Linked DNA regions of Homo sapiens: region 2 is linked to region 1. A link is a loop called in an ENCODE intact Hi-C map of the cell type or tissue named here. Cell type or tissue: K562. All regions are shown on one strand. Links, peaks and the distances in the headings refer to the core of each region. The heading gives the core; the rest is flanking DNA.

Region 1 (15,172 bases), core at 3,428-11,427:
GAACCTCGAGGGCTCCTTCCGCTGCATCTGTCCCCCTGGCTTCCAGGTGCAGAGTGACCACTGCATTGGTGAGTGTCCAGCCCCACTCCCGTTTCTGGCGCCAGGGAGTGCCTCTCTTTCTCCATCCATAAAATGGGAATACCAGCTAGGGTTGTGATGAAGGTGGAGATGTACTTAACGCAGCGTCAAACACAGCTTCATAAACTATTATTGTCATTCTGATTGTTTCTGGACTCTGCACTCAGGACTTTGTCTCTAGTGCCCACAGGCTTCCTCATGAATCCTATAAATTGACATGGGTGTGGGGTCTCACCGTTTCTCAGTGCACCCAAATGTAGAGCTCCTCACTTGCTAACTGGAGATCAAGGACCAGTCTGGCCTAAGCTTCACCGGTGTAATCACCCATAGAGATGATTTCATGCAGTCTGGACTAACAAGTCTGGCCTAATCTCCTTTGGTCCATTTATCCACTTGGACTAGCCTCAGAGAGTGTGGGCTAACCTGGACCAGCCTGGGCTGAGCAGATGGGCTGCTTTGTTCACTGTGGTCTAACCTGGACCAGTCTGGCTTGAGCAGATGGGCTAGCCTGGGCTAACCTGAACCAGTCTGGCCTGAATACCTCTGATCCAGGCTTCCATCTGGGCTAGCCTTGTATAACCTGAGCTAACGTGGACCAGTCTGGCCTGGGCTCTTCTGATCTATCCTTTTTTTGTTGTTGTTTTGTTTTGTTTGTTTGTTTGTTTTTTGTTTGTTTTGTTTTGAGAGGAGTCTCACTCTCAGCTCACTGCAACCGCCACCTCCCGGGTTCAAGAGATTCTCCTGCCTCAGCCTCCTGAGTAGCTGGGATTACAGTCACTCATCACCATGCCTGGCTAATTGTTTATTTTTTTTGAGACGGAGTCTCACTCTATCCCCCAGGCTGGAGTGCAGTGGCACAATCTCGGCTCACTGCAAGCTCCGCCTCCCAGGTTCACGCCATTCTCCTGCCTCAACCTCCCAAATAGCTGGGACTACAGGCGCCCGCCACCATGCCCGGCTATTTTTTTGTATTTTTAGTAGAGACGGGGTTTCACCATGTTAGCCAGGATGCTCTCGATCTCCTGACCTCGTGATCTGCCCGCCTTGGCCTCCCAAAGTGCTGGGATTACAGGCATGAGCCATTGCGCCAGGCCCAATTTTTGTATTTTTAGTAGAAACGGGGTTTCACCATGATGGCCAGGCTGGTGTCAAACTCCTGACCTCAAGCGATCCTCCCACCTCAGCCTACCAAAGTGCTGGGATTGCAGGCATGAGTCACCATGCCCGGCCTATTCTGATCTATTCTATTTGGGCTAGCTTAGTACAACATGAGTTAACCCTGTCCGGTGTAGGGTAAATATATCCAGTCTCAGTTAGCTTTGTGCAATTTTCTTTTTTTAAGGTTTAAATTTTTTTTTTCTATTTTTTCTTATTTTAATTTCAATAGTTATGGGGGAACAGGTGGTTTTTGGTTACATGGATAAGTTCTTCAGTGGTGATTTCTGAGATTTTGGTGCACCTGTCACCTAAGTAGTATACACTGTACCCAGTATGTAGTCTTTTATCCCTCACCCCCCTCCCATCCTTCCCTGGGGGTCCCCAAAGTCCTTTATATCATTATTATGCCTTTGCATCCTCATAGATTAGCTCCCACTTATAAGTGAGAACATACGATATTTGGTTTTCCATTCCTGAGTTACTTCACTTAGAATAACGGCCTCCAGCCCCATCCAAGTTGCTGCAAAGGACATTATTTTGTTCCTTTTTTTTTTTTTTTTTTTTTTTTTTGGTGGAGTCTCACTCTGTCACCCAGACTGGAGTGGCACAGTCTCAGCTCACTGCAATATCCACCTCCCGGGTTCAAGCGATTCTCCTGCCTCACCCTCCTGGTAGCTGGGATTACAGGTGCGCCCCGCCACAATGCCCAGCTAATTTCTGTATTTTCAGTAGAGACAGGGTTTCACCATGTTGGCCAAGCTGGTCTCCAGCTCCTGATCTCAAGTGATCCACCAGCCTTGGCCTCCCAAAGTGCTGGGATTACAGGTGTGAGCCACTGTGCCTATTTCGTTCCATTTTGTGGCTGAGTAGTATTCCATGGTGTATTATATACCACATTTTCTTTATCTACTCGTTGGCTGATGGGCATTTATAAATATGATGGCTCCAGATTTTTGCGATTGTGAATTGTGTTGCTATAAACATGCATGTGCGTGTGTCTTTTTCATATAATGACTTACTTTCCTTTGGGTAGATACCCAGTAGTAGGATTGCTGGATTGAATGGTAGTTCTACTTTTAGTTTTTTGGTTTTTTTTTTTTGAGACAGAGTCTCGCTCTGTCACCCAGGCTCAAGTGCAGTGGTATGAGCTCAGCTCACTGCAAGCTCTGCCTCCCGGGTTCATGCCATTCTCCTACCTCAGCCTCCAGAATAGCTGGGACTACAGGCGCCCACCACCACACCCGGCTAATTTTTTTGTATTGTTAGTAGATGGTTTCACCATGTTAGCCAGGATAGTCTCAATCTCCTGACCTGGTGATCCACCCGCCTCCACCTCCCAAAGTGCTGGGATTACAGGCATGAGCCACCGCGCCCGGCCTTACTTTTAGTTCTTTAAGGAATCGCCACACTGTTTTCCATAGAGGTTGTACTATGTGCAGTTTCAGTCTCCAATCATGAACTATTCCTGACCATGACCTTTACTCTGGAGATGCCTTCCGGGAAGGACCTACGTGCACACACAATGCCCACCTCGTGCTGAAGCTCATACTGAGCTCTCAGGACCCCAGCCCCACTGCAGCCCCTGGCTGGACCTGCACTCCATCTGTCCCTTCTCACAGCTGAGTCCTCTCCCCACTGATGGAGGTCCTACTTGCCCCCCACCCAGCTCATGTCCCTGCCCTTCCAGATATCGACGAGTGCTCAGAGGAGCCCAACCTCTGCCTCTTTGGCACCTGTACCAACAGCCCTGGGAGCTTCCAGTGCCTCTGCCCACCTGGCTTTGTCCTCTCTGACAATGGGCACCGTTGCTTTGGTAAGTCCACACAGGGCTTAGGGAAGAGGGTGGGAAGTGGGGCGGGGAAGGGTCAGATTGCCCAGAAAAGAGGGCTGTGGTTTCTTGTGTGACCCTTTGGGAGCTCTGACCAGGCAGAGGTGTCTGTTTGCATTAGCAGAGTTATCCTAGTGCCAGCAACCTCTTGGCTATAGAGGTCATGTCTATGGAGGGCTAACCTGGTCCATTCTGAGCTAGGTGTGTGCTTATTTAGGTTTTCCTTGTATTGGTCACATGACTGTAGGCTGTCAATGGGCTGGTTTTGTCCAGTTTGAGCTAGCCTAGACTACTCTGGGCTGGCTCCGTTTCAGCTGGGCTAGCCTTGTCTACTGTGGGCTAACCTCACCCAGCTTGAGCCAGCCTGTTCTCTCACAGGTCAGGGGCAATAAGGGTGAGAGCAGAGCATGCAGTTCACCTCAGCGAATATTTGCTGTTCTGGGAGGCTGGGACCCCAGCCTGCTGGTGAGGACTTGATAGGTGTCCAGAGCCAAGGATTGGGGGTTTGGATCCTCGGGCTTTCTGGAATCAGTCGTTTTGCCTCTCCAGGAAGGGGTTTTTGATCCAAGAGTAACCACCAAGTTTGATCTTTCTTCCTGGCATGAGAACACCCCAAAGCAATGAAGTGGGGTGGGATTCCAGCTGTCCCCTCAAAACCCCAGGGCAGGCCAGGGGCGGTGGCTCATGACTGTAATACCAGCACTTTGGGAGGCTGAGGCAGGCTGATCACCTGAGGTCAGGAGTTTGAGACCAGCCTAGCCAATGTGGTGAAACCCCGTCTCTACTAAAAATACAAAAATTAGCCGGGTGTGGTGGCACATGCCTGTAATCCCAGCTACTTGGGAGGCTGAGGCAGGAGAATCACTCGAACCTGGGAGGTAGAGGTTGCAGTGAGCTGAGATCGTGCCACTGCACTCCAGCCTGGTCAACAGAGGAAGACTCCATCTGAAAAAAAAAAAAAACCACCACCACCACCAACAACAACAACTAAAAACCCAGGGCAGATCCTCATTGGCCCAGAGTAGGTCACATGTCCATACTCAAACCAATCACCATGACCAGGGGCATGGCATGTTCTGATTGGCCACTGGCAGGATCAGCACAACCCATTCACCAGGACTGGGGTGCGGGAGGTCACAGGGGCAGGTGGGCACTGCCAGCGGCTTTCAATCAGGGTAATGGAGCCCCCACCCCACAGACACACGGCAGAGTTTCTGCTTCACCCGTTTTGAGGCTGGGAAGTGCTCGGTGCCCAAAGCTTTCAACACCACCAAGACCCGCTGCTGCTGCAGTAAGAGGCCTGGGGAGGGCTGGGGAGACCCCTGCGAACTGTGTCCCCAGGAGGGCAGCGGTGAGTGCCCACCCCTGTCCAGGCTCCCTGGATGATGTGCCCTCACCTTCCTCTCTCATTCTTCTCTCATCCTTCCCTGCACACACCTGGGGGCTGCACCTAGGCCCTGACTCTGACTCCCCTCCCCCTCTCCGTCCAGCTGCCTTTCAGGAGCTCTGCCCCTTTGGCCACGGGGCAGTCCCAGGCCCGGATGACTCCCGAGAAGGTGAGCCCCTCACCCACATGCTAAGAGCCCCTTCTGGGCCACCCAGATCCATCTCCGCACTGCCTGGGTCTCTGAGTTTCAGGCTCCCCCTGAGAGCCTGGGTGGCCCTGGACCCTGCCAGCCTGGGGCTTGGGCTTTTGTCCCCTTGGGGCCTTGAGTGTGGCCAGGGCTCTGGCGATTGTGTGGTGACAGAAGCCATGTCTGCAACGCCTGCCATCCGCAGACGTGAATGAGTGTGCAGAGAACCCTGGCGTCTGCACTAACGGCGTCTGTGTCAACACCGATGGATCCTTCCGCTGTGAGTGTCCCTTTGGCTACAGCCTGGACTTCACTGGCATCAACTGTGTGGGTGAGTGGCCAGCCCTTCCCCAGCTCTGTCCCAGGCCCCTCCCAGGACAGGAAGGAGCAGAGCAGGGCAGGGAAGACACCCCCAGGCAGTGGGTGAGATCCTGTCCTTAACCACTGCCTCTCTCCCCCATTCACTTTTTCTCCCTCTGTGCTTCATTCACTCATTAATTCACTTGCTCACTCATTTTCTTGCTCATTCATTCACTCACTCACTTATTCATTTACTCATTCACTTATTCATTTACTGACTCATTCATTCACTTGCTCACTCACTTACTCATTTTCTCATTCATTCACTCATTCACTCACTCATTTACTCCCTTATTCATTCACTTACCAATTCACTCACTCATTCACTCCTTGGCTCACTCATTCCTTCACTTGTTCATTCATTCACTTATTAATTCACTAACTCCCTCATTCATTCACACGTCATTCATTCACTTGCTCATTCACTCACTTATTCATTTACTCACTTATTCATTTACTCACTTATTCACTCATTCACTCATTTGCCCCCTCACTCATTCACTTGCTAATTCTCTCACTCATTCACTCCTTTGCTCACTCATTCCTTCGCTTGTTCATTCATTCACTTGTTCATTCAATCACTCCCTCATTCATTCACACCTCATTTATTCACTGGCTCATTCATTCACTCACTCATTCATTTACTCATTCACTCATTCACTCGTTTGCTCCCTCATTCATTCACTTGCTTGTTTGTTCACTCATTCATTTGTTCCTTCATTTGTCTCCTTGCTCATTCACCCATTCAATCACTCATTTATTCATTTACTCACTCATTCCTTTGCTCATTCATTCATGCTTTCACTCACTTATTCAGTCACTCATTCGTTTCCTCATTTGCCCTCTTGTTCATTCATTCACTTCCTTGCTGATTTCTCCATTCACTCACTCAGTAATTCACCCACTCATTCACCCCTTTACTCACTCATTCCCTTATTCATTTAACCATTCATTCACTTACTCATTTATATGTTTTTTAGAGATGAAGTCTTGCTATGTTACCCAGGCTCTTTTGGAACTCCTGGGCTCAAATGACCCTCCTGCCTCAGTTTCAGTTACTGGTTTAATCACTCCTTCATTCACTGGCTCATTCATTCACTTCTTGCTCATTCACTCACTCCCTTGCTCACTCATGCATTCCTTTACCTGCCCACTTGCTCACACATTCACTCATTCATTCACTAAACACATACCGCTTGCCTGCCCCATAGCCAGACTAGAGGTGCATTCGATCTGGCCCCCTCCGATCTGTGGTGGTCAACAGGCAGGCAGATGGGATGCTACTGAGGATGGGGGACCCTCTGCAGGTGCTGACCACCCCCTTACTCCCACCCAGACACAGACGAGTGCTCTGTCGGCCACCCCTGTGGGCAAGGGACATGCACCAATGTCATCGGAGGCTTCGAATGTGCCTGTGCTGACGGCTTTGAGCCTGGCCTCATGATGACCTGCGAGGGTACAACTCTGCTTGCCCAGGACCTGGGCCGTGTGACGGAGATGCCTGGGGGAGGGAGTGGAGGTCCCGCCCTCAGTCCCTACCCAGCTGGCACCTCCACTGGCCTCCCCAGACATCGACGAATGCTCCCTGAACCCGCTGCTCTGTGCCTTCCGCTGCCACAATACCGAGGGCTCCTACCTGTGCACCTGTCCAGCCGGCTACACCCTGCGGGAGGATGGGGCCATGTGTCGAGGTAGGCCTGACTAATATGGTAAAACCCTGTCTCTACTAAAAATACAAAATTAGCTGGGCATGGTGGCACACGCCTGTAATCCCAGCTACTTGGGAGGCTGAGAGACAGGAGAATCGCTTGAACCTGGGAGGCGGAGGTTGCAGTGAGCCGAGATCATGCCACTGCACTCCAGCCTGGGCGACAAGAGCAAAACTCCGCCTCAAAAAAAAAAAAAAAAAAAAAAAAATCCTGCAATGCACACAGAACAGCCGCCCACCGCAAAGAACTTTCCTATCCCAAATGTTCATAGTGTCAAGCGTGGGAGACCCTGGTCTGGGACTCAGTGTCTCTGGGGCTGTTTCAGGGTCAGTGTTCCAGGGGCCATGAGCAGACTCACAGACCCTGACATGGGCAGGGGATGCAAGCTTTGGGGGACAATTCCTGATTCCCTCAGCTTCTTGGAGGCTGGGGCTGGGCAGGAGCTGGGGGCTCCCTTCCTAAGAGGGATAGACATTTGACAGGGTCTGCAGGGAACTCACTCAGGTCCCACAGGGCTGACGCAGGGTGGAATCCAGGTCCCCACAGCCATAGGGTGCCTGGCCTTGACTGACCATCTGTCTCTGGTCATCCGAAGATGTGGACGAGTGTGCAGATGGTCAGCAGGACTGCCACGCCCGGGGCATGGAGTGCAAGAACCTCATCGGTACCTTCGCGTGCGTCTGTCCCCCAGGCATGCGGCCCCTGCCTGGCTCTGGGGAGGGCTGCACAGGTATGGGGCACTGGAGCTTCATGGGTGCAGGAAACTCCTTGTGGAAGGGAGAGGTCAAAGCAAGAGGGTTGGACCGGGCACGGTGACTCATACCTGTCATCCCAGCACTTTGGGAGGCTGAGGCGAGAGGATCGCTTGAGCCCAGGAATTTGAGGCTTCAATGAATGGGAGGGACAGGCAGTGGGGGGGGACAGGCAGTGGGAGGGACAGGTAGTGGAGGTGACAGGCAGTGGGAGGACAGTGCCGCTGCACTCCAGCCTGGACGACAGAGTGAGACCCCATCTCCAAAAACAATAAAAATGAAAATAAGGCTGGGCACGGTGCCTCACGCCTGTAATCCTAGCACTTTGGGAGACCAAGGCGGTTGGATCATCTGAGGTTAGGAGTTTGAGAACAGGGTGGACAACACGGCGAAACCCCGTCTCTACTAAAAATACAAAAAAAAAAAAAAAAATAGCTGGGCGTGGCGGCGGGCACCTGTAATCCCAGCTACTTGGGAAGCTGAGGCAGAAGAATTTCTTGAACCCGGGAGGTGGACGTTGTAGTGACCCAAGATCAGGCAATTGCACTCCAGCCTGGGAAACGGAGCGAGACTCTGTCTCAAAAAATAATAATAATAATAATAATAAAAATAAATAAAATAAAAATAAGCAAGAGGGCCTGGGCAGATCCAAAGGGGCCCTTTGGGGCTGTGGGAGAGGCTGGCTGCCTGTGGCCTCCCCGCCCACCTGCCTCACCCCTCCCATCTCAGATGACAATGAATGCCACGCTCAGCCTGACCTCTGTGTCAACGGCCGCTGTGTCAACACCGCGGGCAGCTTCCGGTGCGACTGTGATGAGGGATTCCAGCCCAGCCCCACCCTTACCGAGTGCCACGGTGAGTGTGGCTGGACACGCACAGTGGTTGCAACCACCTACCATGTGGCACCCACTGCCTGTCCCCCCCCACTGCCTGTTCCCCCCACTGCCTGCCCCCTTCACTCCCTGTCCCTCCCACTGCCTGTTCCCTCCACTGCCTGTTCCCCCCACTGCCTGTCCCTCCCACTGCCTGTCCCTCCCACTGCCTGTCCCCCCACTGCCTGTCCCTCCCACTGCCTGTCCCTCCCACTGTCTGGGAGCCCTCCAAGGCAGGGACGGGGCCTGCGGCACTGACGGGCAACCCAGGGGGTTGCTGAGCTAATCCGGACACACATGTCCAGTGCTCCCCTGCTGCCCCTCTTCCCTCTGTCCCTTCTGTTAAATACTGGAAGAGCGGGACGCTCCCTCCATGCCTCCTCCAACTTACTGGCGCCACACCCCGGAACCAACCTTCCCCAGATCTCCCACTTCTGGGGAGCTAACCCCAGCCGGTGACCCACTAGGGCCATCTGTCCTGTGTATCCAACTCCCTCCTGGACACCCCTGTCCCCAACACCCCCAAAATACAGCTTGCCCCAAAGCAAGCTCAGTCTTTGCCCCCAAACCAGCCTCCTGGAGTGACCGTTGTCTTTCCCATTGTTCTCTGCAGACATCCGGCAGGGGCCCTGCTTTGCCGAGGTGCTGCAGACCATGTGCCGGTCTCTGTCCAGCAGCAGTGAGGCTGTCACCAGGGCCGAGTGCTGCTGTGGGGGTGGCCGGGGCTGGGGGCCCCGCTGCGAGCTCTGTCCCCTGCCCGGCACCTCTGCCTACAGGAAGCTGTGCCCCCATGGCTCAGGCTACACTGCTGAGGGCCGAGGTGGGTGCCCATGCCCTCAGGACCCCCAGGGAGGCAAGAAACGGGGGAGTTTGCTCAGGGTCATGTGTCTGTACTGCAGCAGGTGCTGGAATGTGTGAGCCACACTGTGTGTGTGTGTGTGTGTGTGTGTGTGTGTGTGTGTCTTTGTGCTAGCAGATATGAGAACCAGTACGTGTGCACCATATGCATGGAAGAACTCGGGGGGTTGAGGGAGCAGTTGTGTGAGCCAATGTGTGTGTATGTGTTCTGAGACAGAGTCTCACTTTGACACCCAGGCTGGAGTGCAGTGGTGCAATCTCAGCTCACTGCAACCTCTGCCTCCCAGTAGCATACCTGTCATCCCAGCACTTTGGGAGGCTGAAGAAGGAGGATTGCTTAAGCCCAGGAATTTGAGGCTGCAATGAGCTAAGATAGTGCCACTGCACTCCAGCCTGGGTGATAGAGCAAGACCTCGTCTCCAAAAGCAATAAAAATAGGCCGGGCACAGTGGCTCACACTTGTAATCCCAGCACTTTGGGAGGCTGAGGCGGCCGGATCACCTGAGGTCAGGAGTTTGAGACCACCCTGGTCAACATGGTGAAACCTCATCTCTACTAAAAATACAAAAAATTAGCTGGATTTGGTGGCGTGTGTCTGTAATCCCAGTTACTCGGGAGGCTGAGGCAGGAGAATCCCTTGAATCCGGGAGGCAGAGCTTGCAGTGAGACGAGATCACGCCATTGCACTCCAGCCTGGGCAACAGAGAGAAACTCTGTCCCAAAAAAATAAATAAATAAAAATAAAAAGCAAGAGGGCCTTAACAGACCCAAAGGATCTCTTTGGGGCCGTGGGAGAGGCTGGCTCTCCCATGGCCAGTAAAGATGAGGTTTTGCCATGCTGGCCAGGCTGGTCTCGAACTCCTGGCCTCAAGTGATCCGCCCACCTCAGCCTCCCAAAATGCTGGGATTACAGGCATGAGCCACCGCGCCCGGCCCAGTGTGTGTTCTTTGTGAGTGAGAGCTCGTTCCGGACTGCGTGGGAGCTGGTGTGTGTCTGTGTGTGTCAGCTGGGTGAGAAGTATACACCATGTTCATCTGTGAAGTAGAAGGCAGTGAGAGGGAGCCAGCGGCCTGTGTGTTGTGGACTTGGGTGAGTGTACAAGGGCAGGTATGTGAGTGTCTGCGTGTGAGCGAGCATAAGGACATCAGTGCGTCTCACTGAGTGTGTCACTGATAGTGAGATGGGTTATCCATGTGACCAGCAGTGGCATCAACAGGACTGGGGAGGGCCGCGGTGGCTCACGCCTGTAATCCCAGCACTTTGGGAGGCTGAGGCGGGCAGATCACGAGGTCAGGAGATTGAGACCATCCTGGCTGACACGGTGAAACCCTGTCTCTATTAAAAATACAAAAAATTAGCCGGGCGTGGTGGCAGGTGCCTGTAGTCCCAGCTACTTGGGAGGCTGAGGCAGGAGAATGGCGTGAACCCGGGAGGCGGAGCTTGCAGTGAGCAGAGATCGTGTCACTGCACTCCAGCCTGGGCGACAGAGCGAGACTCTGTCTCAAAAAAAAAAAAAAAGAAAAAATAGTAGGACTGGGGAGGAAATGGCTTTTTGGGGGTGTGGCTGGGGGGAGACTCGGGAGTCCCTGAGTGTTGGCGTGTGTTCCCGTGTTTCTGCAGGAGCATCTAGGTGTGTGGCTAGTGTATCATGTTGCATGCACTGTGTGTCTCTGTTCTGCATGTTGGTGCACTGAGGAGGTGTCGCTGTTGAGGCTGGGGAGGGGTGGGTGTGAGTCCCCTTCCCTGGAAGCTTCATGGGCGTGTCCTGCGGGCTCAGGTGTCATCCGCAGCCTGAGGATGGGGTCCACGTGGGCTGGGGTGCAGTGGCCGGTGTGGAAGGGAGGCTGGACTTTCCTCCGAGGAGACGGCTGCTGGGCAGAGAGAAGGAGACATTCCTCGGTGGAGGCGCGAAGCAGCCAGCCAGCCCCATTTGCACCCTACTTTTTCCCAGATGTAGATGAATGCCGTATGCTTGCTCACCTGTGTGCTCATGGGGAGTGCATCAACAGCCTTGGCTCCTTCCGCTGCCACTGTCAGGCCGGGTACACACCGGATGCTACTGCTACTACCTGCCTGGGTGAGCCCAGCCCTCTGCACCTGCACCCTTGGCCCAGCCTGGCCACCTTCTGTGCAGCCCCTGAACTCAACTTCCCTGAGACTTTCCACTTTGCAATGTTAGGCTTTCATTTACAAAGTGGTGCCCAAACCATACAGACAACTGAGGGCCAGGTGTGATGGCTCGCTACTGTAATCCCAGTATTTTGGGAGGTCGAGGTGGGAGGATCACTTGAGACCAGGAGTTCCATAGCAACATAGCAAGACCCCATCGCTAAAAAAAATTAGCCAGGATGGTGGCCTGTAGTCCCACATGCGCCTGTAGCCCCAGCTACTTGGGAGGCTGCTTGAGCTCAGGAGTCTGAGGCTGCAGTGAGCTGATTGTGCCACTGCAGTCCAGCCTGGGTGACAGAGTGAGACCCTGTCTCTTAAAAAATGAAAAACAAAAGAAAAGAAAGAAAGAAAAAAAAAAACAGGCCAGGCATAGTAGCTCATGCTTGTAATCCCAGCACTTTGGGAGGCCAAGGTGGGCACATCATTTGAAGCCAGGATTTCAAGACCAGCCTGGCCAAGATGGTGAAACCCCATCTCTGCTAAAAATACGAAAATTAGCTGCACGTGCTGGTGCATGCCTATAATCCCAGCTACGCGGGAGGCTGAGGCAGGAGAATCGTTTGAACCCAGGAAGTGGAGGTTGTAGTGAGCTGAGATCATGCCACTGCAGTTTAGTCTGGACAACAGAGTGAGACTCTGTCAAGAAAGAAAGAGAGAAAGAAAGGGAAGGAAGGAAGGAAGGAAGGAAGGAAGGAAGGGAAGGGAAGGAAGGAAGAGAGAGAGAGAGAAAGAAACAAAGAGAAAGGGGAGAAAGAGAAAAAAGAGAAGAAAGAAGAGAAAGAAAGAAAAAAGAAAGAGAGAGAGACAAAAAGAAAGAGAAAGAAACAGAAAGAAAGAAAGAGAAAGGGAGAAAGAGAGAAAGGGAGAGGAAGGAAGGGAAGGAAGGCCAAGTGAGGTGGCTCACGCCTGTAATCCCAGCACACTTTGGGAGGCTGAGGCAGAAGGATCACTTGAGGCCAGGAGTTTGAGACCAGCCTGGCCAACATCATGAAACCGTCTCTACTAAAAAAAAGAAAAAAAGAAAAAAAATTAGCCAGGTGTTATGTGCCTGTAATCCCAGCTGCTTGGGAGGCTGAGGCAGGAGAATTGTTTGAACCTGGGAGGCGGAGGGTGCAGTGAGCTGAGATTGCGCCATCGCATTCCAGCCTGGGTGATGAAACGAGACTCCGTCTCAAGAAAGAAAGAGAGAAACAAGGAAGGGAGGGAGGGAGGGAGGGAGGATCCTTTCGTTCTCCCACCCCCACCCTGTTTGGGCCACTTTCCTGCTGTTATTTCTTCCTTTTATTTTGCACATCCTGATATTTTTCAGTTGTGTTTTGTAGCAAGCGTACATCTAAGTCAGCGGGAAGAAAACTCTAGCCCGAGGGTCAAGTCTGGCCCTCCATTTGTTCTTGTCAATAAAGTTTTATTAGCACACAGCCATGCACATTTGTCTGCTTACCCTCAATGGCTGCTTTGCTAGTACAAAGGCCACATGGAGTAGTTGTATCTGAGATGGTGTGGCCTGCAAAACCAAATGTATTTCCCACCTGGCTTTTTGCAGAAAGAAGTGTTCATTCCTGTGTAAGTCCACAGATTTCAGATGGTCGGGGTCTGGTGGAGACCTCAGTCCCTGAACACCCCCAGGGAATGTCTGTCTAACCCCGCCCCACTACCCACGCTGTCCTTCCCCAGATATGGATGAGTGCAGCCAGGTCCCCAAGCCATGTACCTTCCTCTGCAAAAACACGAAGGGCAGTTTCCTGTGCAGCTGTCCCCGAGGCTACCTGCTGGAGGAGGATGGCAGGACCTGCAAAGGTGATGTCCTTTCAACTCTCCCCCACTCCCACCACTGCATGCAGTCTAGGGCCCCAAAGGGATGCCCAAGACATGTCCCCTGCAATCTCACCCCCTCCCATCTGCATGGAGTCAAGCACCATCTCCGAGGTCTTTCTCTTGTCACCCCTCTGCCTGGAGGTGGCAAGGGCAGCCCCTGGGAAGCCCCTAATCCCCCACTGGGCCCTGCCCTGAGCCTGCTGGACCATCCGTGCTGCAGACCTGGACGAATGCACCTCCCGGCAGCACAACTGTCAGTTCCTCTGTGTCAACACTGTGGGCGCCTTCACCTGCCGCTGTCCGCCCGGCTTCACCCAGCACCACCAGGCCTGCTTCGGTGAGTGACCCTTGCCCCTCACCGGGAGGTGACCCATGACCCCAGCATTAGTTATTTTGCTCACCAAAAAAATATCAAGTTGGCCAGGCGCAATGGCTCACGCCTGTAATCCCAGCACTTTGGAAAGCTGAAGCGGGTGGATCATCTGAGGTCAGGAGTTCAAGACCAGCCTGGCCAACATGGTGAAAACCCGTCTCTACTAAAAATACAAAAAAATTAGCCTGGCATGGTGGCAGGTGCCTGTAATCCCAGCAACTCCGAGAAGCTGAGGCAGGAGAATCGCTTGAACTCGGGAGGCAGAGGTTGCAGTGAGCTGAGATCATGCCACTGCACTCCAGCCTGGGCAACAAGAGCGAAACTCTGTCTCAAAAAAAATAGTATCAAGCACCCGGTGTGTATTGGACATTGGGGACATGGGGGTGATCAGAACAAAGTCGTTACTTCCTTAGTGCTCGCTTCCTGGAGGCATCTAGAACCTCCTTCCTCTCCTTTGGGAGGAGAGAGGCCCTCTCGCCTTGGCTTATGGCATCTTGCCTTCCCCCTGACAAGTCCCTGCTGGATCTCCCTCCCAGAGCCTCCCCAGAGCGCTCCTGAAATCCCAGGTCTCACATAGTCCCAGGAGGAAATCAGTTCAACAGCTAAAGCCACAAGGGCATCTGCTACCATCATTGTTTCTTAGTGTCTCGTGGCCCCCAGGGAACACAATCTTCCCCAAAGGCAGAGCCTAGTCAAGGGTGGCCCCTTTCACGCGCCCACTAATCTGCCCAGACAGCACCTACTGTGTACCAGGCAGTGCTCTAGACCAAAGGGTGGCAAACTCCAGGCTGCCAGCCAAGCCCGGCCCCCTGCTTGCTTTTGTTAATAAAGTTTGATTGACACACAGCCAAGCCCGCTTGCTTACAATCACCTGTGGCTGCTTTTGCACTATATTGGCAGAGAAGAGTCTTGGGACAGAGCCTGTTACAGAAACAGAAATGGTTTGTCGGGCCCTGTTATAGACCCTGGGGGTACAGCAACAAACATAAAAGGCAGGGATCTTCCATCATGGAACTTTCCTTCTAGCACAGAATCAAGACTAGAGGCAGACATAACAAGAAATTAACAGAATGGTGTGGTTGGGTGTGGTAGCTCATGCCTGTAATCCCATCACTTTGGGAGGCTGAGGCTGGCAGATCACTTGAGGCCAGGAATTCGAGACCAGCCTGGCCAACATGACAAAACCCCGTTTCTACTAAAAATACAAAAATTAGCCGGGTGTGGTGGTGGCGCCTGTAATCCCAACTACTTGGGAGGCTGAGGCAAGAGAATCACTTGAACCTGGGAGGTGGAGATTGCAGTGAGCCGAGATCGTGCCAGTGCACTCAGACACAGCAAGACTCTGTCTCGAAAACAAACAAACAAACAAACAAACAATTAACAGAATAGTGTGTTCAAAGGTGATGTGTGTCATGAAAGAAAGAAAAAGTAAAAGCAGGAGTTCAGGAAAGAAGGAGAGGGCCACAGGGTTGTTTTGGAGGGTAGGGAGAGGTTTGGTGGTGGTTGTTTTTGGTTATGTTGTCTGTCTGTTTGTTTGTTTGTTTGTTTTAGAGATGGAGTCTTGCTCCATCACCCAGGCTGGAATACAGCAATGTGATCGCAGCTCACTGAAACTTCAAATTCCT
Region 2 (15,172 bases), core at 227-8,226, 55 kb before region 1:
TGCTATGAGCAGAGCCGGGGATGCAGATGACCAGCAGCGTCCACTGAGGTGTTCCGGCCAGCCCGGACACCAATGGAGCAGGGACGGCCCAGGCTCGGTCCTGGTCTTGACTGCCACCCGCTGCACTCATCCAGCCATCTGTAGGCGCGCCTGCGGTGAAGGCTTCTGCTCCCAGCCCAACCTGTGCACCTGTGCGGATGGGACGCTGGCTCCCAGCTGCGGGGTGAGCCGAGGTGAGCGGGAAGCGGCCTCTTGCGGGAGGGAGAAGAAGTTCACAGGGTTCTGGTTGCCACGAGGAGCCTGGGCTGCTTTTGTTGAAGGACAGGAGCGGGGCTGAGCATGCCTAGTCCTGCAGCCTTCCTAGGAGGGCATCTCGGGGCCCATCTCCACATTACTATGCGTCCTGCCTTCCTGTCCCCAGGGTCAGGGTGCAGTGTGAGCTGTATGAATGGGGGCACCTGCCGGGGGGCGTCCTGTCTGTGTCAGAAGGGCTACACAGGCACCGTGTGTGGGCAGCGTGAGTATCCCCATGGGACTCCCCTCTTTGCACACCTGGGACTGTGATCCCAGAGTATTAGTCTCTGCTGCCACCTGCCCACTGCCCAGGGTTCCTTCTTCCTGGACTGGAGATTGCAGGGGACGTTTATTGCCACAGTCTCTTTTTTTTTTTTTTTTTTTTGAGACAGAGTCTCGCTGTGTCACTCAGGCTGGAGTGCAGTGGCAAGATCTCGGCTTACTGCAAGCTCCGCCTCCCAGGTTCACGCCATTCTCCTGCCTCAGCCTCCCGAGTAGCTGGGACTACAGGTGCCCGCCACCTTGCCTGACTAATTTTTTTGTATTTTTAGTAGAGATGGGGTTTCACTGTGTTAGCCAGGATGGTCTTGATCTCCTGACCTCGTGATCCGCCCGCCTCAGCCTCCCAAAGTGCTGGGATTACAGGCGTGAGCTACCGTGCCCGGCCCTTTTTTTTTTTTTTTTTTTTTTTTGAGATGGAGTTTTGCTCTGTTGCCCAGGCTGGAATGCAGTGGCACCATCTCAGCTCACTGCAACCTCCGCCTCCCAGGTTTGAACAATTCTTCTGTGTCAGCCTCCTGAGTAGCTGGGATTAAAAGAGCCGGCCACCATGCCTGGCTAATTTTTGTATTTTTAGTAAAGATGGGGTTTCACTATATTGGACAGGCTGGTCTCGAACCCCTGACCTCAGGTGATCCACCTGCCTTGGCCTCCCAAAGCGCTCGGATTACAGGCGCTAGCCACTCAGCTCAGCCTCAGTCTTATTCAACCTGGGCCAGATCCTGGGGATTCCTGGGTGAAGACAGGCTTGCTGTGAACCCCAGCTCTCTCTGCTGCTGGGGGACCTCCAGCCATCACCCTCTCTCCTCCACAGCCATCTGTGACCGCGGCTGCCACAATGGGGGTCGCTGCATTGGGCCCAACCGCTGCGCCTGTGTGTATGGCTTCATGGGACCTCAATGTGAGAGAGGTACCAAGCATGCGCGGGTGGGAGGTAGACAGGGGACTCGATGGAGGAAAGGGGGTTTCCTGGAAGTCCCTGAGACATGGCCAGGCCTTGAAAGGAACCAGCTGGCCTCCTTCCCGCATTTGGGGCAGTCTGAGGACATTTCTTTCATTTGCTCATCTGTTCTCCAAAACATCTGCTATTCACTGGCTCTGAGCGAGCACCTGTGTTGGAGTCTGGTAGGAAAGAGAGAGGATGTGCCAGTCTGAGGGGCAGGGAGAAGAAACTGCAAGCAGAAGATTCTTATCTGGGGGTGTCAAGGCTAAGACAAGGGTTGGGGCAGCCCTGGAGCATGTGAAGGACAGAGAAACCATCTGCTCCATGGAAGGGAGTCAGGGAGGGCTTCCTGGAGGAGGGGACCCCTCAGCTGGATCTGGTAGGGTGGACTGGACTTCATGAGATGGGCAAACCCCCTCTTTATTGCACCCTAATTCTCTCTTTTTTTTTTGAGACAAAGTTTTGCTCTTTCGGGCTAGAGTGCAGTGATATGATCTCGGCTCACTGCAACCTCTGCCTCCCAGGTTCAACCAATCCTCCCGCTTCAGCCTCCCGAGTAGCTGGGATTACAGGCATCCCCACGCTCAGCTAATTTTTGTAATTTTAGTAGAGATGAGGTTTTGCCATGTTGGCCAGGCTGGCCTCGAACTCCTGGCCTCAAGTGATCTGCCTGTCTCAGCCTCCCAAAATGAGCCACCACACCCAGTCACCCTAACTCTTAAAAATGATCCCATTTTTAAGACGGCTAAGATAGGTGGGGTCACCTGCTGAGAGGTTGTTACCAAAATTAAGAGGGTGGATGTACCAGGAGTTTGAGATCAACCTGGGTAGCATAGTGAGACACCCCCCCTCTCTAAAAAAAGTAAAAAATTAGCCTGGCATGGTGGTGCATATCTGTAGTCTCAGGCTGAAGTGGGAGGATTGCATGAGCCCAGGAGTTCAAGGCTGCAGTGAGCCGTGGTGGTGCCACTGCATTCCAGCCTGGGTGACAGAACCAGACCCTCTGTCTCTTAAAAAAAAAAAAGAAAGAAAGAAAGAAAGAAAGAAAAGAGGCCAGGCACTGTGGCTCATGCCTGCAATTCTAGCATTTTGGGAGGCCGAGGCGGGCAGATCACTCGAGGCCAGGAGTTTGAGACCAGCCATGGCCAACATGGCAAAAGCCATCTCTACTAAAAATACACAAAAAAATGTAACTGGGTGTGGTAGCGCGTGCCTGTAGTCCCAGCTACTTGGAAGGCTGAGGCATGAGAATTTTTTGAACCTGGGAGGCAGTGAGCCAAGATCGCACCACTGTACTCCAGCCTGGAAGACAGAGCGAAACCCTGTCTCAAAAAAAAAAAAAAAAAGAAAAGAAAAGAAAAAAGGAGAACGGACACAGTGATGTCTTTCTTGTGAGCAGTGAGGTGTGGCAGGGACGGGGAGAGAAGAAGGAGGGAGTCAGGATGAACCCAAGACCTGGTGAAAACTGGAGGGAAGGTAGTGGCGCACCCTGGCAGGGAGGAGGAGGACTCTGAGCTCAGTGTTGGCCGAGGGACTTGCAAGTTGTCTGGGAAGCAGCTGGACACTCAGGCCTGGGGCTGAGATGGCGGCGTGGGCTGCCCCATCCATGGGGACTGAAGCCCAGGGTGCCGCTGAGGATCCCCGTGAGAGAAGGAAGGGCCAGCAGAGACAGCCACCTGGGCATTTAAGCCTGGACAGAAAAAACCGAGCCCACAGGAGGCTGAGAAAGAGAAAGAGAACCGGAGTGGGTGGCGTCAGGGACATCCAGGCTTGTGAGATTTTCAGATGCAGAGGCATCTGGGTGCCTAATGTGGTGTTTCAGCCCAGGAAGGTGAGGATGGGCACGACCCGGGGACTAGAAGCTGGAGGGGCTGGGGAAGTGACCTGGGTTTGAGGGTGGGCTTCTGGAAACTGCAGAATTAGAACATGGGCTTGTTGGAGGCGGGCCAAGCTCTGGGTGGCAGAAGAGTGAGGGGGAGGGGGAGTGGGGGAGCTGCCAGGAATTACGTTTTGGCTTGGGGCATCAGGACAGCTGGGGGGTGGGGGTCTCTGTGAAGCCCCTCCTCCTTACGGGGCCTGAGTTGGGGGTGAGTTTGGCTTCTTCTCTTGGGAGCGGCTGCCCTTGTTTGAGAGCTAACTCCTTTATTGGAAACATCTGGGAGAAGAGAGCCAAGAAGTCACATCTGGGCTCATGTACTGGGGTTGGGGGAACCAATGCGGTCACCTTGGGCTGGGCCTGATGGGGATTGGGGATGTGATGTTGGGGGTCCAGAGAATTTAGGCAGATAACAGATCCTTCCCCAAATCTGGGCGATATGGCAGGGCCAGGCGTGTGCTCAAGGACTAGACATGCTTTTTAGCTGGGCATCCGTGGGTCCCTGCCCAGGCCTGAAGGGAGGATAGGCCTGGGGAAGGAGTCCCATCAGTTCAGACAGGGTGTTCACACAGGCCCTGAGCTTTATTGGCTTGGAGGTGCTGGTCTCTTGGAAGTTGGTCAGGAAATGCTTTGAAGAAAAAGGGTTTTGAAGGGTGAATAGGAGTTCGTTAGGTAGGGAAAGGGGAGGAAAGATATTCTATTTAGTAAGGGAGCAGCATAAGTAAAGCCTGGTCTGTGGGTGCAGGGGCCGCTGAGAAGGTGTTAGAGACGCAGAGATCTCCAGACAGGGGCAGCCCTCAGCCAGGTACCCACATCTGTCTGCCCTGCAGATTACCGGACGGGACCCTGCTTTGGCCAAGTAGGCCCCGAGGGGTGCCAGCATCAGCTGACGGGCCTCGTGTGCACCAAGGCACTTTGCTGTGCCACTGTGGGCCGTGCCTGGGGCCTTCCATGTGAACTTTGCCCTGCACAGCCACACCCCTGCCGCCGCGGCTTCATCCCCAATATCCACACGGGGGCCTGCCAAGGTGAATAGTGGGGTCAGGGCTGAGTGGGAGGCCTTAGCTGCCTTGGTTCTTCCCTCCGATGGGCCTCTCACTCCCCTGCCGGGCTTTGTCCTTGCAGATGTGGATGAGTGCCAGGCTGTGCCAGGCCTGTGCCAGGGAGGCAGCTGCGTCAACATGGTGGGCTCCTTCCATTGCCGCTGTCCAGTTGGACACCGGCTCAGTGACAGCAGCGCCGCATGTGAAGGTGGGTGACTGGAGGGGGACAACCTGAGACCTCCTCTGTGACTCATGACCTGGGGGGCTCAGGCTCCCCTGCAGGAAGGCAGAGGGGTCAGGCTGGTGAGGTGCCCAGTTCTGACCTTGTCCCTGTTTATGTAGATGTGAATGAGTGTCTCAGCCTGTCCGGCCTCTGTTCTGGGGGTGACTGCACCAACACTGTCGGGAGCTACGTGTGCACCTGTTCCCAAGGTTTTGCCAGCAGCCTGGATGGCACCCACTGCCTGAGTGAACCGAGGGGCTGGAGCGGGAGAGAGTGGGTAGGAGAGAGACCCCTTGTTCAGCTGTCTGTCTCTCTCTTTTTTTTTTTTTTTTTTTTGAGACAGAGTCTCACTCTGTTACCCAGGCTGGAGTGCAGTGGTGTGATCTCAGCTCACTGCAACCTCTGCCTCCCAGTTCAAGAGATCCTCCTGCCTCAGCCTCCCAAGTAGCTGGGAGTACAGGCGCACGCCACCACGCCTAGCTAATTTTTTTTTTTTTTTTTTTTTTTGAGACGGAGTCTCGCTCTGTCGCCCAGGCTGGAGTGCAGTGGCGCGATCTCGGCTCACTGCAAGCTCCGCCTCCTGGGTTCACGCCATTCCCCTGCCTCAGCCTCCCGAGTAGCTGGGACTACAGGCGCCCGCTACCACGCCCGGATAATTTTTTTGTATTTTTTTAGTAGAGACGGGGTTTCACCGTGTTAGCCAGGATGGTCTCGATCTCCTGACCTCGTGATCCGCCCGCCTCGGCCTCCCAAAGTGCTGGGATTACAGGCGTGAGCCACCGCGCCCGGCTGGCCAACTCCAGACTTTCTAGGTCTCCACCACTGGGGGCCATCACAGCTGGCATTGGGGGTAGCTGTGGATACATCCCCTGGACTGCGGGGGGTCCTCTCTCAGCTGCTAAAGACCAGTCCTTGGATTGGACAAACCAGCCTCTGAACATAGGCTTTGGAATCAGTCTGGGGCTCCCACCCAGAGCTGCTCACAGACCCTGTGGCCTTGGGCAAGTGACTTAACCGCTCTGTGCCTCAGTTTCCCCATCTGTAAAATGGTAGATAATAGCAGTACCTAGCTCAATGAAGATTGAGTAAGATATCATTTGGGGAGTAATTTGCAGAGGGCTGGTACCTAGAGGATACTTAATACACATTCATGGACACCAGGTAATGTTGGGGCTGTGGCCACTTAGCTCACAGTATGTACTTACAGCAATGACAGGATCATTTTTGTTAAAATTCTTTTAACACATTCTTACTCTGTCCCCCAGGCTGGAGTGCAATGGCACGATCTCGGCTCACTGCAACCTCCGCCTCCGGGGTTCAAGTGATTCTCCTGCCTCAGCCTCCCCAGTAGCTGGGATTACAGGCACCCACCACCATGCCCGGCTAATTTTTGCATTTTTAGTAGAGACGGGGTTTCACTGTGTTGGCCAGGCTGGTCTCAAACTCTTGACCTCAGGTGATCCACCCGCCTCAGCCTCCCAAAGTGCTGGGATTACAGGCATGAGCCACTGTGGCTGAGCATTTTTGTTGAAATTCTTATATTCTGTCTCTCTTGCTTGAGGGACTGTTGCCTGTTGGGTCCCCTGAGATTGGGAAATCGAGTTTCCCGTCCTCCTCTTGCTTTTGCAGCTGTGTGACTTTGGAGGAGTCTGTTGATCTCTCCTCGTCTGGGCAGGCCCAGTCCCCTTTGAGGGGCTATGATAAGGCTGAGAACGAAAAACCCTGACTCCCACGCACGTACCTGGGGGGCCCCCAGGTGCAAGGGGAGGGGACCAGGGAGGTAGAAACATTTGCATGTTTTCCCAGCTCGGGGCAGGTCAGGGGTGGCTCTCAGTGGCCCTCCCAGCTGCTGGGAGGAGTTTTTTAAACTGTGGGCCACCAGCCAAGGTTTGTGCATTTTTAAGCCTAAAAATATGCTCTTTAAGCCAGAGCCTGAGAAATCTGATCGCTGCATAAAGCCATTGACCTTGAGGGCGCAGTGGGAAGTGGAAGAGTGTTGGTGGTTCTCATACCTGGGGAGCCTGTCTGCCTCAGTCACCCCGGGGGCTGTAGCCGTCAATCCACCCCTCGACTCCTTGGGGCCCCTCTCTGAAATTCACAGTCTCGTAGGCTTCTGCATAATGCCTGAAGCCAGCAAGCAAAGACACACAGCTGCAGATCTCCGTGTCCCTGCCTGGTATCCCACTGGGGTAGTCCTTCCCCGCCAATGGGTCTTCCTTAGTGTGGTTGGATGCCTGCAGCGACGGGGAGCTCACTACCTCTGTGCGATAACTTGGAATCTTGGTAACAAGAGATGGCACTGAGCGAGCATTGGCCATATGTCAAACTTTTCTATTTATTTATTTATTTATTTTTGAGGCGGAATCTTGGTCTGTGGCCCAGGCTGGAGTGCAGTGGCACAATCTTGGCTCACTACAACCTCTGCCTCCCAGGTTGAAGTGATTCTCCTGCCTCAGCCTCCCAAGTAGCTGGGATTACAGGTGTGCGCCACCGCACCCGGCTAATTTTTGTATTTTTAGTAGAGACTGGGTTTCGTCATGTTGGCCAGGCTCTTCTTGAACTCCTGACCTCATGATCTACCCGCCTCAGCCTCCCAAAGTGCTGAGATTACAGGCGTGAGCCACTGCGCCCGGCCCTTTATTTTTTTTGAGACGGAGTCTCGCTCTGTTGCCCAGGCCGGAGTGCAGTGGCATGATCTCAGCTCACTGCAATCTTTGTCTCCTGGGTTCAAGCAATTAGTGATTCTCCTGCCTCAGCCTCCCAAGTAGCTGTGATTACAAGTGCCTGCCACCACCCTTGGCTAATTTTTGTATTTTTAGTAGACATGAGGTTTCGCCATGTTGGTCAGGCTGGTCTTGCACTCCTGACCTTAAGAGATCCTCCCGCCCCAGCCTCCCAAAGTGCTGGGATTACAGGTGTGAGCTACTGCATCTGGACTATGTCAGACTTTTCATCCAGGTAATACTTTTCCCGGGTGAGGTGGATGCTCCAAGCATCCCCATTTTATGGAGAGGAAACTGAGGCACAGAGCGGCAAACAGACCCGTCCTACAGGCAGTGCTGCTACAGCTGGAATTTGGATCCAGGTCTGGTCACTGATGTCCTGTGCTCATGGGCTCACCCTCTGATCTTTTGCAGACTACCGGGCCGGCGCCTGCTTCTCAGTGCTTTTCGGGGGCCGCTGTGCTGGAGACCTCGCCGGCCACTACACTCGCAGGCAGTGCTGCTGTGACAGGGGCAGGTGCTGGGCAGCTGGCCCGGTCCCTGAGCTGTGTCCTCCTCGGGGCTCCAGTGAGTAAGAGCTGCAGCCTGCAGGGCTGTGGGTGAGGAGGGGACAGGGGAGGGCCAAGGGCCTGGCCTCAACCCTGCTTCCTTGCAGATGAATTCCAGCAACTGTGCGCCCAGCGGCTGCCGCTGCTACCCGGCCACCCTGGCCTCTTCCCTGGCCTCCTGGGCTTCGGATCCAATGGCATGGGTCCCCCTCTTGGGCCAGCGCGACTCAACCCCCATGGCTCTGATGCGCGTGGGATCCCCAGCCTGGGCCCTGGCAACTCTAATATTGGTGAGGCCTGGGGCTTGGGAGGAACATTCCAAGACTTGAAGGATGGTCCTGGATCTGGGGAGAGAGCTCCAAACAGGGGACGGTGTCCAGGCCTCAGAGAGAGGGTTAGGGCTTTGGAGGGGGAACTCCTGGCCTGGCTAGTAGGGATGACAGTGCTAGTAGTGGATGGGGATGGAGGTAACTGGAGAATCTGGTCCTCAGAGTTAGGTTTTGGGCTGGACACAGCGACTCATGCCTATAATCCCAGTACTTTGGGAGGCCGAGGTGGAAGGATCACTTGAGGCCAGGAGTTCGAGACCAGCCTGGGTGACATAGCAAGACCCTGTCTCTACAGCAAATTGAAAATTAGCTAGGTGTGGTGATGCCCACCAGTAGTCCCTGCCACTCAGGAGGAAGAGGCAGGAGGATTGCTGGAGCCCAGGAGTTGGAAGCTGCAGTGAGCTGTGATTGTGTCACTGCCCTCCAACCTGGGTGACAGAGTGAGACCCTGTCTCTAAAAATAAATAAATAAATAAATAAATAAATAAATAAGTCAGAGTTCGGGCTTTGGGTGGGGAGTTTGGGCCTGGTGTGGGGGTCTGTCATGTAGGATTTAGGCCTGGGGTGGGTTCTTGCCCCATAATGAGGATTTGGGCCCAGAGTGGGAGTCTGGGCATCTCTGGGACCAGGTTAGAGGGATCTAGGCTCCAGATTGAAGGGATCTAAGGCTCCATTTTGGAGGGATCTAGGCCCCAGGTTGGAGGGATCTAGGCTCCAGGTTGGAGGGATCTAGGCTCCAGGTTGGAGGGATCTAAGGCCCCAGGTTGGAGGGATCTAAGGCCCCAGGTTGGAGGGATCTAGGGCCCAGGTTGGAGGGATCCAGGTCCCAGGTTGGAGGGATCTAGGCTTCAGGTTGGTGGGATCTAAGCCCCAGGTTGGAGATATCTAGGCCCCAGGTTGGAGGGATCTAGACCCCAGGTTGGAGGAATCTGGGTTCCAGGTTGGAGGGATCTAGGCACCAGGTTGGAGGAATCTGGGTTCCAGGTTGGAGGGATCTAGGCACCAGGTTGGAGAGATCTAGGCCCCAGGTTGGAGGGATCCAGGTCCCAGGTTGAAGGGATCGAGGTGCCAGTTTGGAGGGATCTAGGCTTCAGGTTGGAGGGATCCAGGCCCCAGGTTGGAGGGATCCAGGCCCCAGGTTGGAGGTATCTAGACCCCAGGTTGGAGGGATCCAGGCCCAGGTTGGAGGGATCCAGGCCCCAGGTTGGAGGGATCCAGGCCCAGGTTGGAGGGATCCAGGTCCCAGGTTGGAGGGATCCAGGCCCCAGGTTGGAGGTATCTAGACCCCAGGTTGGAGGGATCCAGGCCCAGGTTGGAGGGATCCAGGCCCCAGGTTGGAGGGATCCAGGCCCAGGTTGGAGGGATCTAGGTCCCAGGTTGGAGGGATCTAGATCCCAGGTTGGAGTTCTGAATCTAAGGCAGGACTCTCCATGAGAAAGAGGGCAGGATCTGAGCCAGGGCAGGGTCCCAGCCTTAGAGGGGGTATCTGGGCCTAGAGAGGTGAAGCCCAGGCTCCAGACTGGGGCGGGGCCAGCCACTGCTCAGATGCCTCTGCCGGCCCCACCCGTAGGCACTGCTACCCTGAACCAGACCATTGACATCTGCCGACACTTCACCAACCTGTGTCTGAATGGCCGCTGCCTGCCCACGCCTTCCAGCTACCGCTGCGAGTGTAACGTGGGCTACACCCAGGACGTGCGCGGCGAGTGCATTGGTGAGCCGCGGCCAGGTGGAAGGGGGGGCGGTTCTCACTGCCCTGCTCGTGCTAGGGCTCAGGGTCCTCTCCCCTCAGATGTAGACGAATGCACCAGCAGCCCCTGCCACCACGGTGACTGCGTCAACATCCCCGGCACCTACCACTGCCGGTGCTACCCGGGCTTCCAGGCCACGCCCACCAGGCAGGCATGCGTGGGTACGGCTGTCCATCCAAGAGTAGGGGTGATGTTGTTGGGGGTTCTGGCCCAGGCTTGGAGGGTGGGGAGCACCTCTTGACTGCCCGCCTGCCTTCCCCGCAGATGTGGACGAGTGCATTGTCAGTGGTGGCCTTTGTCACCTGGGCCGCTGTGTCAACACAGAGGGCAGCTTCCAGTGTGTCTGCAATGCAGGCTTCGAGCTCAGCCCTGACGGCAAGAACTGTGTGGGTGAGTTGGGGGTGGGCGGGTGGGCAGGGGCTTCCGGGCCCCACTAGCTGCCTTTTACAGCCACCTCAAATCTTCACTGTGCCCCCAAACCCACCTCCCTCCCTACGACGTCTCCTCTGCTCACCTCTGAACCCAGCAGCCCACCTGAGACTCTTCTTATCCCCTGACCACCCTGACTCTCCCCTTCATTTCCTCCTTCCTGAATTTATTCCGTGAATCACAAAAAAGGACCTTTTGGAGCCAGTCTTGGTGCCTTATGCCTGTAATCCCAGCACTTTGCGGGGCTGAGGCAGGAGAATCTCTTGAGCTGAAAAGGTTGAGGCTGCAGTGAGCTGTGATCGTGCCCCTGCACTCCAGCCTGGCTGATAGAGCGAGACTCCATCTCCTAAAAAAAAAAAGAAGTCCGAGTGTAGTGGATCACGCCTGTAATCCCAGCACTTTGGGAGGCCGAGGTCAGGAGTTCGAGACCAGCCTGACCAACACGGTGAAACCCCATCTCTACTAAATACAAAAAAATTAGCTGGGCGTGGTGGCAGACACCTGTAATCCCAGCTACTCGGGAGGCTGAGGCAGGAGAATTGCCTGAACCCAGGAGACGGAGGCTGCAATGAGCCAAGATCACACCACTGCTCTCCAGTGTGGGTGACAGAGAGAGACTCAGTCTCAAAAAAAAAAAAATTTTTTTTTATGCCAAGCTTGGTGGCTCACAACTGTAATCCCAGTACTTTGGAAGGCAGGAGGATCGCTTGAGGCCAGGAGTTCAAGATCAGCCTGAGCAACACAGCAAGACCCTGTCTCTACAGAAAACCCAAAAATTAGCCTGGCATGGTGGCAGGTGCCTGTAGTCCCAGCTACTCAGGAGGCTGAGGCAGGAGGATCACTTGAGCCCAGGAGTTCGGGGCTGCAGTGAGCTGTGATTGCATCACTGCACTCTAGCCTAGGTGACAGACCTAGACCTTGTTTCAAAAAATATATATATATATATGTAAAATATATATATTTATATTTATTTATATATTTATTCATTTATTCATTTTGAGTCTCTATCTCCCAGGCTGGAGTGCAGTGGTGCCATCTTGGCTCACTGCAACCTCTGCTGCCCGGGTTCAAGTGATTCTCCTGCCTCAGCCTCCTGAGTAGCTGGGATTACAGGTGTGCGCCACTGTGCCCGGCTAACGTTTGTATTTTTAGTAGAGATGGGGTTTCACCATGTTGGCCAGGCTGGTCTCGAACTCCTGACCTCAGGTGATCCGCCCGCCTTGGCCTCCCAAAGTGCTGAGATTACAGGCGTGAGCCATTGCGCCCGGCCATGTATTTATTTTTTTGTGATTGGGTCTCACTGTGTTGCCTAGGCTGGACTTTAACTCATATCCCAGCAGACAGACTAATATGCAAGCAAACACAGCCACAGACAACCACAGCTTCTTTGCCTCCCACACCCCAGGGAGGGGCCCTGGGGGGCTCAAGCAATGTCCCCGCCTCAGCCACTTGAGTAGCTGGGACTACAGGCATGAGCCAGCATACCTGGCTTCTTCATTCTTTTTCATGGCCGAATAATGTTCCATTACATGAATAGACCACAGTGTGTCGATCCATTCAGTAGGACACTGGTTCGTTTTCACTTTTTGCTGTTAGGCATAATGCTTCTGTGAATGCTCATGTGCATATTTTTGTGGTGGCATTTCATGCATTTATTTATTTTATTTATTTATTTATTTTGAGATGGAGTCTCACTCTGTCACCCAGGCTGGAGTGCAGTGGCGTGATCCTGGCTCACTGCAACCTCCACCTCCCGGGTTCACATCATTCCCCTGCCTCAGCCTCCCGAGTAACTGGGACCACAGGCACCCACCACCACGCCCGGCTGATTTTTTTTTTCTTTTTTTTTTTGTATTTTTAGTAGAGATGGGGTTTCACCATGTTAGCCAGGATGGTCTCGATCTCCTGACCTCGTGATCTGCCCATCTCGGCCTCCCAAAGTGCTGGGATTACGGGCGTGAACCACCGCACCCAGCCACATTTTTTTTTTTAAATGTATGTTCAGTCCTTTATTGTTTAAAACTGACATTTTGGAAAACAACTCATTTCTGCCCCTGCCACCTTCCATTAAATTAGACCATGGTCTTACTAACTTTATTTCCATTTCCTTTTTATGAAATTGAAGTAAGATTCACACAACCTAAATTTAATCATTTAAAAGTGAACAAGAGGTTGGGCGCGGTGGCTCACGCCTGTAATCCCAGCACTTTGGGAGGACGAGGCGGGCTTATCACGAGGTCAGGAGTTCAAGACTAGCCTGGCCAACATGGTGAAACCCCGTCTCTACTAAAAATACAAAAACAATTAGCCGGGCGTGGTGGTACATGCCTGTAATCCCAGCTACTCAGGAGGCTGAAGCAGGAGAATCGCTTGAACCCGCGAGGCGGAGGTTGCAGGGAGCTGAGATCACACCACTGTGCTCCAGCCTGGGCGACAGAGCGAGACTCTGTCTCAAAAAAAAAAAAATTGTTGTCTTTTAAAAAATATTTAAACATTTTAAAATGAACAATTCACTGATATTTAATAAATTTCCAATGTTGTGCAAAAACCACCACGTTTATTCAGCTTTGAGCAATTATTTATGCAGCACCTACTGTATTGCAGCCTGAGTAAGACAGGGGTCGTGCCCCGGGGAACTCAACGTCCCAGCGGACGGACTAATATACAAGCTCACACAGTCACAGACAACCACAGCTTGTTTGCCTCCCACACTCCAGGGAGGGATCCTGGGGGGTCAGCCCTGGAGCCTGGAGGAGGGAGAGAGAGGGTCCCAGTGTGGTCCCTGCCTGGACCCAGCCTCTGCTGTTGTCCCCAGACCACAACGAGTGTGCCACCAGCACCATGTGCGTCAACGGCGTGTGTCTCAACGAGGATGGCAGCTTCTCCTGCCTCTGCAAACCCGGCTTCCTGCTGGCGCCTGGCGGCCACTACTGCATGGGTGAGCCTGGAGCCAGACTGGCCAGCGGAGGGGAGAAGGGAGATGGGGAAGCAGAGGGACGGCGAGGAAGAGGAGAGGGACCGGACGGGGATGGGACGAGCATGAGAGAAGGAGAAGAGAAGGGGCAGGGAGAAAAAGAGGAGGAGGAGGGAAAAGGGGAGAAGCGAAGAAGAAGAAAAGGAAGAAAAGAAGAGGCAGGTGCCGTGGCTCACGCCTGTAGTCCCAGCACCTTGGGAGGCCGAGGCAGATGGATCATTTGAGGTCAGGAGTTCAAGACCAGCCTGGCCAAAATGGTGAAACCCCATCTCTACTAAAAATACAAAAATTAGCCAGGTATGGTGGTGGGCACCTGTAATCCCAGCTACTTGGGAGGCTGAGGCAGGAGAATTACTTGATCCTGGGAGGTAGAGGTTGCAGTGAGCCGAGATCGCGCCATTGCACTCCAGCCTGGGTGACAAGAGTGAGACTCCGTCTCAGAAGAAAAAAAAAGTGATGCATTATAAGGTGGGGAGGGGCCAGGTTCATCTGTGATCCCAGCACTTTGGGAGGCTGAGGTTAGAGGATCACTTGAGGACAGGAGTTCGAGACCAGCCTGAGCAACATAGTCAGACGCCATTTCTACCTAAAAAAAAAATTAGCTGGGCATGGTAGCATGCACCTGTAATCCCAGCACTTTGGAAGGCTGAGGCAGAAGGATCACTTGAGCTCAGGAGTTTGAGACCAGCCTGGGCAACATGATGAGACTCCGTCTCTATAAAAAATTTTTAAAAATTAGCCGAACATGGAGATGAACCCCTGTAGTCCCTCCTACTCGGGAGGCTGAGGCAGCAGGATCACTTGAGCCCTGGAGTTGGAGGCCGCAGTGAGCTATGATCACGCCACTGCACTCCAGTCTGGAAGTCAGACCCTGCGTTTAAAAAATTTGTTTAAAGGTGGAGAGAAAGATAGAAAGATGGGGAATAATGGGAGAGGAGAAGAGGAAGGAGACAAGAGGAGGAGAGGACAGAGACACAGACAACAGGAAACTGGAAAGACAAGAAACTGGAAAGGAAAGAAATAGAATGGCTGGGAAGATGGAAATGTTGGGAGATGGGGAGGGGAGAGAGGAAGGGAGCACGCTGGAACCCATCCCCGTGCCGCCACTGCTTCTGCAGACATTGACGAGTGCCAGACGCCCGGCATCTGCGTGAACGGCCACTGTACCAACACCGAGGGCTCCTTCCGCTGCCAGTGCCTGGGGGGGCTGGCGGTAGGCACGGATGGCCGCGTGTGCGTGGACACCCACGTGCGCAGCACCTGCTATGGGGCCATCGAGAAGGGCTCCTGTGCCCGCCCCTTCCCTGGCACTGTCACCAAGTCCGAGTGCTGCTGTGCCAATCCGGACCACGGTTTTGGGGAGCCCTGCCAGCTTTGTCCTGCCAAAGACTCCGGTGAGCATCCGGCTGCCCGGTCCCCATCGCCTCCTTGGTCTGAATGCCTCCATCGGTTCTCGCTTCTGGTGGGGGGTCATGGCTGCCATGGAGTGGGGGCTCTTCCCAAAAAGAGGCTGAAGGGAGTTGCTCCCTCCCCGGGGTTGGAGTTGTGTCTTAGTCCCAAACTCTTGCCCAAGACCAGAGGGCCTCATCCTTGCCTGTGGCTGAATCCGAGCCATGGCTAAGCTCCCTGACCCGTCTCACTCTGTCCCTCCATCCCCAGCTGAGTTCCAGGCACTGTGCAGCAGTGGGCTTGGCATTACCACGGATGGTCGAGGTAAGTGGAGCCCAGCCCCTCCAAACAGCAGCCAGCCTGCCCCTACC

The links. Hi-C counts contacts between places; a loop is a spot of excess contacts. Peaks named below come from ENCODE experiments on the same cell type or tissue, not always from the same donor. Only the 100,000 strongest peaks of a DNase experiment are listed, where the experiment ranks them.
Region 2: a loop joins it to region 1, with 4 times the contacts of the local background. A loop is called at or near these places in 2 of 110 quality-filtered maps.

Annotation. Positions count from the first base shown.
Region 1 is chr19:8,079,342-8,094,513 of GRCh38, reverse strand. FBN3 (fibrillin 3) reads left to right here. Exons shown (of 64, transcript NM_032447.5): 47 at 1-68; 48 at 2,924-3,049; 49 at 4,263-4,415; 50 at 4,555-4,620; 51 at 4,844-4,969; 52 at 6,335-6,454; 53 at 6,567-6,689; 54 at 7,303-7,437; 55 at 8,189-8,314; 56 at 8,945-9,151; 57 at 11,142-11,267; 58 at 13,034-13,156; 59 at 13,395-13,511. Among named protein-coding and RNA genes, the nearest start is that of CCL25, 34 kb to the right of the region's middle. RefSeq lists a silencer at 1,142-1,342. In K562, for the core only: no CTCF peak of the experiment used is centred there; DNase peaks (open chromatin) are centred at 4,123, 8,223 and 8,967; H3K4me3 peaks cover 834 bases.
Region 2 is chr19:8,131,188-8,146,359 of GRCh38, reverse strand. It overlaps FBN3 (fibrillin 3), which reads left to right. Exons shown (of 64, transcript NM_032447.5): 4 at 135-233; 5 at 422-517; 6 at 1,388-1,483; 7 at 4,223-4,420; 8 at 4,518-4,643; 9 at 7,796-7,948; 10 at 8,037-8,219; 11 at 9,829-9,972; 12 at 10,051-10,170; 13 at 10,274-10,399; 14 at 13,254-13,376; 15 at 14,531-14,806; 16 at 15,072-15,125. Among named protein-coding and RNA genes, the nearest start is that of FBN3, 11 kb to the left of the region's middle. RefSeq lists enhancers at 2,599-3,143, 4,448-4,949. In K562, for the core only: a CTCF peak has its summit at 278; a DNase peak (open chromatin) is centred at 269; H3K27me3 peaks cover 2,775 bases.